3 separate regions of the Homo sapiens genome follow, and all the other regions are linked to region 2. A link is a contact called in ENCODE Hi-C or POLR2A ChIA-PET data. All regions are on one chromosome and are shown on one strand. Each heading gives the region's core, a stretch centred on a gene start or an enhancer-like site at or near the end of the contact. The rest is flanking DNA. Distances are from core to core; before and after follow the strand shown.

Evidence for each region. Hi-C counts contacts between places; a loop is a spot of excess contacts on that map. ChIA-PET counts read pairs that join two places held with the same protein, here RNA polymerase II (POLR2A). Pooled maps may share reads with other maps.
Region 1: a loop to region 2 is called in a pooled map, with 4 times the contacts of the local background. The contact joins the promoter of PLAAT4 here to the promoter of COX8A in region 2. A Hi-C loop is called at or near these places in 6 of 50 pooled maps. POLR2A ChIA-PET finds 5 or more read pairs at or near these places in 2 of 52 experiments (activated T-cell and naive thymus-derived CD8-positive, alpha-beta T cell).
Region 3: a pooled map shows a loop between it and region 2 (9-fold over the local background). The contact joins the promoter of FKBP2 here to the promoter of COX8A in region 2. A Hi-C loop is called at or near these places in 1 of 168 maps with a recorded cell type or tissue (CD8-positive, alpha-beta T cell), 5 of 37 single-sample maps with no recorded cell type and 14 of 50 pooled maps. POLR2A ChIA-PET finds 5 or more read pairs at or near these places in 7 of 52 experiments (AG04450, CD4-positive, alpha-beta T cell, Caco-2 and 4 more).

What each region holds. Positions count from the first base shown.
Region 1 is chr11:63,535,511-63,538,436 of GRCh38, forward strand. It overlaps PLAAT4 (phospholipase A and acyltransferase 4), which reads left to right and starts at 1,298. Exons shown (of 4, transcript NM_004585.5): 1 at 1,298-1,367. The coding sequence starts at 1,359. RefSeq lists an enhancer at 1,197-1,246.
Region 2 is chr11:63,973,045-63,975,871 of GRCh38, forward strand. COX8A (cytochrome c oxidase subunit 8A) reads left to right here and starts at 1,576. Exons shown (of 2, transcript NM_004074.3): 1 at 1,576-1,750. The coding sequence starts at 1,637. RefSeq lists an enhancer at 1,490-1,929.
Region 3 is chr11:64,239,572-64,242,465 of GRCh38, forward strand. It overlaps FKBP2 (FKBP prolyl isomerase 2), which reads left to right and starts at 1,524. Exons shown (of 6, transcript NM_004470.4): 1 at 1,524-1,561; 2 at 2,813-2,894. The coding sequence starts at 2,817. LOC114841035 reads left to right here and starts at 1,524. Exons shown (of 6, transcript NM_001370414.1): 1 at 1,524-2,642; 2 at 2,813-2,894. The coding sequence starts at 1,709. The coding sequence ends at 2,506. RefSeq lists enhancers at 531-1,433, 933-992, 1,033-1,152, 1,434-2,334 and silencers at 1,433-2,452, 2,483-2,722.

The DNA of each region.
Region 1 (2,926 bases), core at 48-2,547, 440 kb before region 2:
GCCACCATGCCCGGCTAATTTTTTTTTCTGTATTTTTAGCAGAGACGGGGTCTCGCCATGTTGGCCAGGCTGGTCTTGAACTCGTGGGCTCAAGTGATCCACCTGTCTAGGCCTCTGGTTGGGTGTGAAAATATGGCCCAGTTCTGGCCAATGGAGAAGGGAACAGGTCATCTGGGGAACTGTGGGAAAGACTTAACTCCCTGAAAAAAAGACAAATGAGAATTATCTTTCCCTCCATCTTTTGGGCATAGCCAGGTAAAAATGGGCCACTCAAGGCTGCTACAGCCATGGGAGTCCCTGCAGGGCAACAGTGCAGACCCAGGACCAGTGCAATGGAGACAGCCTGCTGAGTCCTTGGTGACCTTGGTGAGCCACTAAACCCAACCTGAGTCACCCTCTTCCTGCCTTTCTGTTACCGAGACAATGGGTGTCCAGGCTGTTGAAGCCCTTTTGAGTTTAGTTCTGCTTCTTGCACCCAAATGCATTTTAATGGGGCCATGAGCTCCCAGGCTCCACATGGTCTAAGGTACCCCTCACCTCCAGGGCATCCCCATGGAATGAAACACCCCCTCTGGCCTTCTCCCAAGACTTCTGGCCCAATATTTTCTGGGTGTCTTTACAAGACAATGTCCTATGGGGTGCACTGGGGATTGACATCTCCCTGCCTCCGAATGCCTCCCCTTCCTGGAGTAGGAAGAGCTGCCCAGGGTTCTTTTTAGAAGAGACCTTTATTTTGGCCAGGTGCGGTGGCTCACACCTGTAATCCCAGCATTTTGGGAGACCGACGGGGAGGCAGATCACAAGGTCAAGAGATCGAGACCATCCTGGCCAACATGGTGAAACCCCGTCTCTACTAAATATGGAAAAATGAGCCAGGCATGGCAGCAGGTGCCTGTAATCCCAGCTACCTGGGAGGCTGAGGCAGGAGAATCACTTGAACCCGGGAGGCAGAGGTTGCAATGAGCCGAGATCGCACCATTGCACTCCAGTCTGGGTGACAAGAGCGAAACTCTGTCTCAAAAAAACAAACAAACAAACAAACAAACAAACAAAAAAGAAAAAAAAAGAAAAGACCTTTATTTCTCAAGCAAGGGCAGAAATTCAGGGCTCCCCTTCGACTCTGGCTGCTCCCAAGGTGGCTTTAAAGCACCAATGAGTCCATGGCTTGTGTAAGAAATGATTAGTCCTTCCATCTAGAGAAATAGCTCCTTTTTAAACAGTTGTCTCTTTTAAACAGTGTTTAGTATTTAAGTGAGGTTGAAACAGTGTCAAAAGGAAAGTGAAAGTGAAATTCTCTCCTTCAGCATAAAAGCTGATCCACAAACAAGAGGAGCACCAGACCTCCTCTTGGCTTCGAGATGGCTTCGGTAAGTTTCCCAGGGCTTTGCATTACTGACTCTACAGCAGTTGGGCAGCTCCCCCTAGGAAAGGCCTCAGTCCAGGCTCCTGGCCTTGGGCACACAGCTCCAGAGCTCGTCTTTAGAAGGCTGTCATGGAAAACTGTATTTGTCTTTTAAAAGTGCATCTGCCCAGCTGGACAGGGAGTCCTCTGGGCAGAGTCCACCTCCTCTGCGTAACTGGCACAGTGCGGGGAGCCCGGGACTCCCATGTAGTAGAGAGCTGTGGGGTGCCGGGTGTCAAATCTACCTCAGCCTGAGGAGAAGCCAGAGTGTGGGCAGGTGGGGGACTCTGGGTTGTGGGAAGCAAGCAAATCCCAACATCGTCTGCTTCTGCTGTGACTGGGGCTCAGTCCCTTCTCGGCCCCAAACGATGCTTTCTCTCTCCTCGTTCCTCTGTGGCATCATCCAGCCTTCTAAGGTGCATTCTAATCTCAGCAGCTTTCTGAAAACTGAAATTTCTCCTCCTATCAGCCCAGATGTACCGATTGGCAGAAGCTCTAGGGAGAGCAGGCTGAGCTCGGTGGTGTGTGACTAAAAAGGAACAGCGGGGCTCAGGCTATTACTAGAAACAAAACCATTCCGGGAAGGAGTCCTGCAAATTCTGGAGGGCAGCCCACTCCAACAGCACCACCTGATCCTGGGGAAGGGCTTTACTGCTGCCAAAACAAATCAGGGCTTTTAACAGGGAGCCCAGGCCAAAGCTCATATCTCACTGGCCACCAGCTGAGGTTGCCAGTACCTTGACTGTGGTTTTAGACATTCAGCATTGCAGTTAAAAGCCCCTCTCTCTCCCCACATGGAAACCATCTCCTGTGGTGCCCTGACATACAGAGGAGGAGCTGGGAGGGAGTCCTGGCCCTGCTCCTTTCTCCTCCCTCTTCCTTGTCTATTTCCTTGCCCCATTCTACGCCAGGCCCTTCACTGGGTCCTGGAGGTGCAGGGAGGGAGGAGCACACAGGATCCTGCCTGCCTGGAGCTCACAGCCCAGAGGGGCACAGGGAGGCACAGGGAATTGCAGCTCAACTTGACCCCTGCAGAGAGCAGCAGAGGCCCCCGGGGACCCAGGTCCTAGGAGTGGGGTGGCGGGTCAGCTGAGCCAGGCTGGGGCCATCAGGGCAGCTTCTCAGGTGAGGGGGTTTGAGGGAGGGGAAGAGGAAGAGTGGCTGCAGGGAAGTGATGGAGGCAGGGAGAACCAGATGTGCAGAGCAGCAGAGACCAGAGCCAGGGCAGTAGTGAGGGGCTGGGATGTCACTCAGTGGGCCTGTGGGTGCAGAGCCCAGGGAGGGAGAGGAGGGTGAGGAAGGGCCAGTCAGGAAGGGCCTGGGAGCTGCCCACAGGGTGTGTCCTGGGCCCTGAGGTCAGAGGACGGTCATGGCCAGATGTGCCCTTGGGAAGGCCACCATGGGTTCTGAGGAGTTGGATATGGAGTGGCAGGGACAGGAGGCAGGGGCTGGTCAGGGGGTTGTGGGGGTCACAGAGGCAGGCATGGGGCTGCCTGAACCAAGTCAGTGGATGGGATATTGACA
Region 2 (2,827 bases), core at 326-2,825:
CAAAATGCAGAGTGCATTTTGAATGCAACAAAAGGCTTGTTGGTGGAAATCAGAGAGCAGGGTCGAAGGTGTGGAATATTGAAGAGTTTTGAGAGTTGAGGCTGGACAGTGACATCCGGGAATTGGGATTTTGACTAGGAAGCAATGGGGAGCCACTGAAAGTATATGACTTGGTCAGATTTAGGTTTAAAAAACCAAGAAGGAAGGGATGGGGGAGGGAGAGAGAGTGATAGGGTAGGAAGGAAGGGAAGTTGGCTGCTCCAGCATGGTAACTGGAATTGAAGAGTGTAATAGTAATTGAGGGAGGTTTGGTTACTAGGTCAGTGTCAGGAATTCTCAACAAAAACGACGGAGGCCTGGTGGAGAGGAGGGGACTCTCAATAGAGAGATTTTTTTTTTTTTTTTTTTTTGAGACGGAGTCTTGCTGTGTCGCCCAGGCTGGAGTGCAGTGGCGTGATCTCAGCTCACTGCAACCTCTGCCTACCGGGTTCAAGCAGTTCTCCTGCCTCAGCCTCCCTAGTAGCTGAGATTACAGGCATCTACCACCATGCCTGGCTATTTTTTGTATTCTTAGTCGAGATGGAGTCTCACCATGTTGGCCAGGCTGCTTTCGAACTTTTTTTATTGTTGTTTTTTATTTTTGAGATGGAGTTTCGCTCTTGTGGCCCAGTCTGGACTGCAATGGCTCAATCTCGGCTCACTGCAACTTCCGTCTCCTGGGTTCAGCAATTCTCCTGACTCAGCCTCCCGAGTAGCTGGAATTACAGGCGCCCACCACCATGCCCAGCTAATTTTTGTATTTTTAGTAGAGACGGGGTTTCACCATGTTGGCCAGTCTGGTCTCGAACTGTTGACCTCAGGTGATCCACCCGCCTCGGCCTCCCAAAATGTTGGGATTACAAGCGTGAGCCACTGCGCCCGGCCAATTTTTGTATTTTTCGTAGAGATGGGGTTTCACCATGCTGGCAAGACTGGTCTCAAACTCCTGACCTCAGATGATCTACCGGCCCCGGCCTCCCAAAGTGTTGGGATTACATGCGTGAGCCACTGCGCCCGGCCAATTTTTGTATTTTTCGTAGAGATGGGGTTTCACCATGCTGGCAAGACTGGTGTCAAACTCCTGACCTCAGATGATCTACCCGCCCCGGCCTCCCAAAGTGCTGGGATTAGAGGCGTGAGCCAACGCGCCCAGCCCGTACTTTTTTTTTTTTAGTACAGACGGCCTCCCAAAAGTTCTGAGATTACGGGCGTGAGCCACCACGCCCAGCCTGAATAGAGAGAGATTTAACAGTATGAATGAAGGGAGGAGTCAAGAACAGTTTAGGCTTCTCGCGTACATGATTGGGTGGCCCCAGATGTCATTCACAAGTATAAGCCTTGGAGGCGGAACATAACTCGAAGAAGAGCCCTTTTGTGCTCCGCCCATAGCGTAGGAAGGTGTCAATTGGCTGTTTCGAGGAACGCGCCAAAAACTGCCAAGGGCTGTGGGAGGTGTGTTCTTGCGTCATTTCCGAGAGACTTCCGCGCCGCAGTTTCCCTGCTTCCCCAGCTCCAGAACTTCCGGCCAGCGCAGCCATTTTGGCTTCCTGACCTTGGGCTACGGCTGACCGTTTTTTGTGGTGTACTCCGTGCCATCATGTCCGTCCTGACGCCGCTGCTGCTGCGGGGCTTGACAGGCTCGGCCCGGCGGCTCCCAGTGCCGCGCGCCAAGATCCATTCGTTGCCGCCGGAGGGGAAGCTTGGGATCATGGTGAGGAACGGGCCTGGAAGAGCGCGGGAGGCGCCGTGGGCTGACCCCTTCTGCCTAGCTGACCTCAGGTGGTCCTGAGAATGCCTCGCGCCCCGCAGCGTAGCGGGGAGCAGCAGTGCCGGTTTGGGCATGTCTGGAGGGCGCGAACGACGGGGACAGTGCCCGGGCGACAGTCGGGGCTGTCGGCGTTAGGTCTTTCCCCACAGCCCCAGGATCTCGGGTCTGGTCCTGTCAGGCCCTCCCTCTCCTGTCGCCTCCTCGCTGCGCCGCCTCCTGCCGACTTCTTTAGCCGCTCTGAGCCCATTTTCTCGTTGGTTCACTGGGGGATGCCTGACGCTGTCAGCGACGAAAATGGTTGTTACTGCTATTTATTTTATTTTATTTTATTTTACTTATTTATTTTGAGACGGGTTCTCGCTCTGTCGCCAGGCTGGAGTGCAGTGGCGCGATCTCGGCTCACTGCAGCCTCCGACTCCCGGGTTCAAGCGATTCTCCTGCCTCAGCCTCCCGAATAGCTGGGACTACAGGCGCGTGCCACCATGCCCAACTAAATTTTGTATTTTTAGTAGAGACGGGGTTTCACCATGTTGGCCAGGATGGTCTCGATCTCTTGACCTCGTGATCCGCCTGCCTCAACCTCCCAAAGTGCTGGGATTACAGGCGTGAGCCACTGCGCCCGGCCTGGGAGGGGGTTTTCAGGCAAGGAAGGATAGGTATCGTTTTGGAGTTACTGGCCCATGCAAGGATCCTGGGTCTTAACATACAGGCTTTGCTTTTTTTGTTTGTTGTTTGTTTTTTTGAGACGGAGTCTTGCTCTGTCACCCAGGCTGGAGTGCAGTGGTGCGATCTCGGCTTACTGCAACCTCCGCCTCCCAGGTTTAAGCCAAGCCATTCTCCTGCCTCAGTCTCCCGAGTAGCTGGGATCACAGGCGCCCGCCACCACTCCCGGCTAATTTTTTGTATTTTTAGTAGAGACGGGGTTTCACCATGTTGGTCAGGCTGGTCTCTAACTCCTGACCTTGTGATCCGCCCGCCTTGGCCTCCCAAATTGCTGGGATTACAGGTGTGAGCCACCAT
Region 3 (2,894 bases), core at 274-2,773, 270 kb after region 2:
TACAGGTGCCCACCACCATGCCCAGCTAATTTTTGCATTTTTAGTAGAGACGGGTTTCACCATGTTGGCCAGGCTGGTCTCGAACTCCTGACCTTGGGTGAACCACCTGCCTCAGCCTCCCAAAGTGCTGAGATTAGAGGCGTGAGCCACCGCGCCCGCCCAACCCACACAGTTTTCTCCACCCTCGCCTCCCTTGCATCCTGCAGCTTCCTTCATCATCAGTTGCTGCCTGAGATTCTCCTGACTTGTCTATCCTAGCCCAAGCCCAGCCCCTACCCTTCTCCCTGCAGCCTCCAGTGCCCAGGGCTGAGTGGTTTGGGGTGGATGAAAGGCCAACCTTGGGCACCACTGCTTTGCCTGCTGAAGCAGGACATTCAGGGGCAGAGTTAACTCAATTGGGCAGCCACTGGGAGGGGCAGCCACCCTAATGGAGGCTTTCTCTGAGGTGTTGGGTCAGAGCATGTGGGTATGATCTTAGTGGGCCTAAGGCAGGAGTGGGTTGAACCAGGAGACAATTCCTGACAGCGATTACTACTTTCAAATCATTTTCTCAGTCATGATGTCACTGGACATGCCATAGGTCAATTAGCATGAGGCAGAAAGGGGTTAGGGCCCCAGAGCTACCGCCTCCAGAGCCCAGTTAGCCCCACCAGTCACGCACAATGCTTCACATGCACCTCCTCACTTTCTCCTCGCTCGATTCTGAGGTCAGCATCATGATTGTCTTCCTTTTACAATTGAGGAAATAGGCTCAGAAAGGCTAACTGGCCGGGGGGATTTGACCTCAACTCAGCTGTCTCCCTAACCTTCAACCTAGGTTTAGCTGCCTCTCAACTGCAGGTTCATTACTTCAGTTGACAGATGTTTGGTGGCTGCTGGGGCGCCTGAAAATAAGTCTGGTGGGGGAACAGGCCCAGCCAGATCATTCCAGTCATGAGTCACAGCCCAGGTGCACAGGTAGAGGTAAGCCTGGCTCCTGGGAGAGAGATGTGGGCAGGAGCATTGGCTGGAAGCCAGGGCTTGTCATTGGACATCATCTCGGTCCTGCAGGGGCCCTGTGGGGTGGGTGTCATCAAGCCCGTGTTACACGCCTGTATTGGATGACAAATTCTACCAAGCACACAGCCGACCGGGAGTTCAAACGTGAGTGTCACTGTGAAGCCCAGGCTCCACAGCGACTGAGGGCCGTGGGCCATGATGAGGCCCGGGAAAACAGGAGTGCTGTGGGAGAGGCTGGGGGCGACTTGAAATGGCGCCTCAAGACCCCCTCCGGGAACCCACGCCCGCCTGACCTTACTATCACCTCGGCCGGAAGTGTCTCCGGCCTTTTCGGAAGTCACTTTCACCTAACCTTACAGACTACCGCTCCGCCGGAAGTGACGCAGGGCAGCGGCGTCGCGGGGGCGGGGCTCGGGAAAGACCCGTGCCAGCGGGCGTGTGGCCGCGGGTTTCGCACGGTCCAATAAGGGAGGGCGGCGTGGCCCGGCCTGGTAGCGACGAGGACGCGCCTGCGCAGAGGCGGCAGCACCACCGGGGTTGACTCCGGGGGCGCGGCGAGGAGGTGAGCGGGGGCCACAGCCCGGGCTGGGGGGAGCCGGGGTGCAAGAGGGCAGGCTGGATCAGGCCGGGCAGAAGCGGACCGGGCTCCGAGTGTCAACGAGAGCTAGGTGACGAGGAAATTGGGGGTGGGGGCCGGAGCTGTCCGGAGATGCCGCAGGGGGAGGGTTCTCACGCCGCACGGGGCGGAGTCCTGGGACTCGGGGCGGGACGTGGAACCGGGACGGGTGGGACCTCCGAGCTGGTGCCAGTGGAAGGCGGAGCCCGGCGGCGGGGGGCGGAGCTAGGAGGGTCGGGGGACGGAGCCTGGCTCTTGAAGGAGGAGCTGGAGGAGGTGAAAGGCGGAGCCTCGGGGTCGGAAGCAGAGGGGGACGGAGCGGAGGCGCTGGGGGCGGGGCTTCAGCCGGTGAGTGGCGTGGCTACGGCTCCGGAAAAGGGGTCTAGTTCTGTCGAAGGCGGGGCTGCAGGCCCGGGGGCGGTACCGCGTCCTCCGAAGGGCGGTGCCAAGGAGCCAAGTGAGGAGCCTGGCCCGAGTAATGGCCCCGGGCGTCCTCGCGGGGGTGGTCTCCGTGGTGGCCGGGCTTGGGGACGCCGTAGGCCGAGAACTCCACCGGGAGAGGTGGTGTGGGTGGAGCGGGCTCGGCGGCCAGCAGACACAGGGCCAGTCTGGGTGCCCCGGAGACCCCCAAGGGCTCAGAGTTGGGGCGGCGCCCCGGGCGGAAGCACAGGGCCAGGCTGGGGGGTATCTCCCGAGGACCCGGGCTCCTCGGAGCCACCCAGTGGGGATGTGTGGGTGCCTCGGGGCCGGCCCCCTGCAGCGGCCGCAGAGGTGTTGGTGTGCTGGACCGGGGGCAGCTGGGTGTGGCGTGAGTGGGGCCGCCCAGTCGGGGCAACTGCAGTGCAGCCAGATAGGGTCTGGACTTTGCGTAAAGGGACAGGCGGGAACTGAAGAGCGGAGGTGGGGACTGGGAGGGAGGGAAGGTATGGGGGTGAGCAAAGGGGCGGGTCCCTGGCTGCTGTGGCCTCCCCTGACCCCCTCCCCCCGCTGCTGGGGTCCTCGGCCAAGCCCCCTTCTCACTGGACTGGTAAGTGTGGCCCCGGAGCCCGGGGGAGAGGGCGGTGACCCGGGACAAAGGGGATCCCCCGGGGCAAGGAAGATACAGTGGCGGTGGAACCCTCCTGTTACCTACCCGTGTTCCATACTCTCCCTGCCCTCCCCCACGTTCAGTCGGTCGGTCGGGGTCTGTGCCCACAGAGACATGAGGCTGAGCTGGTTCCGGGTCCTGACAGTACTGTCCATCTGCCTGAGCGCCGTGGCCACGGCCACGGGGGCCGAG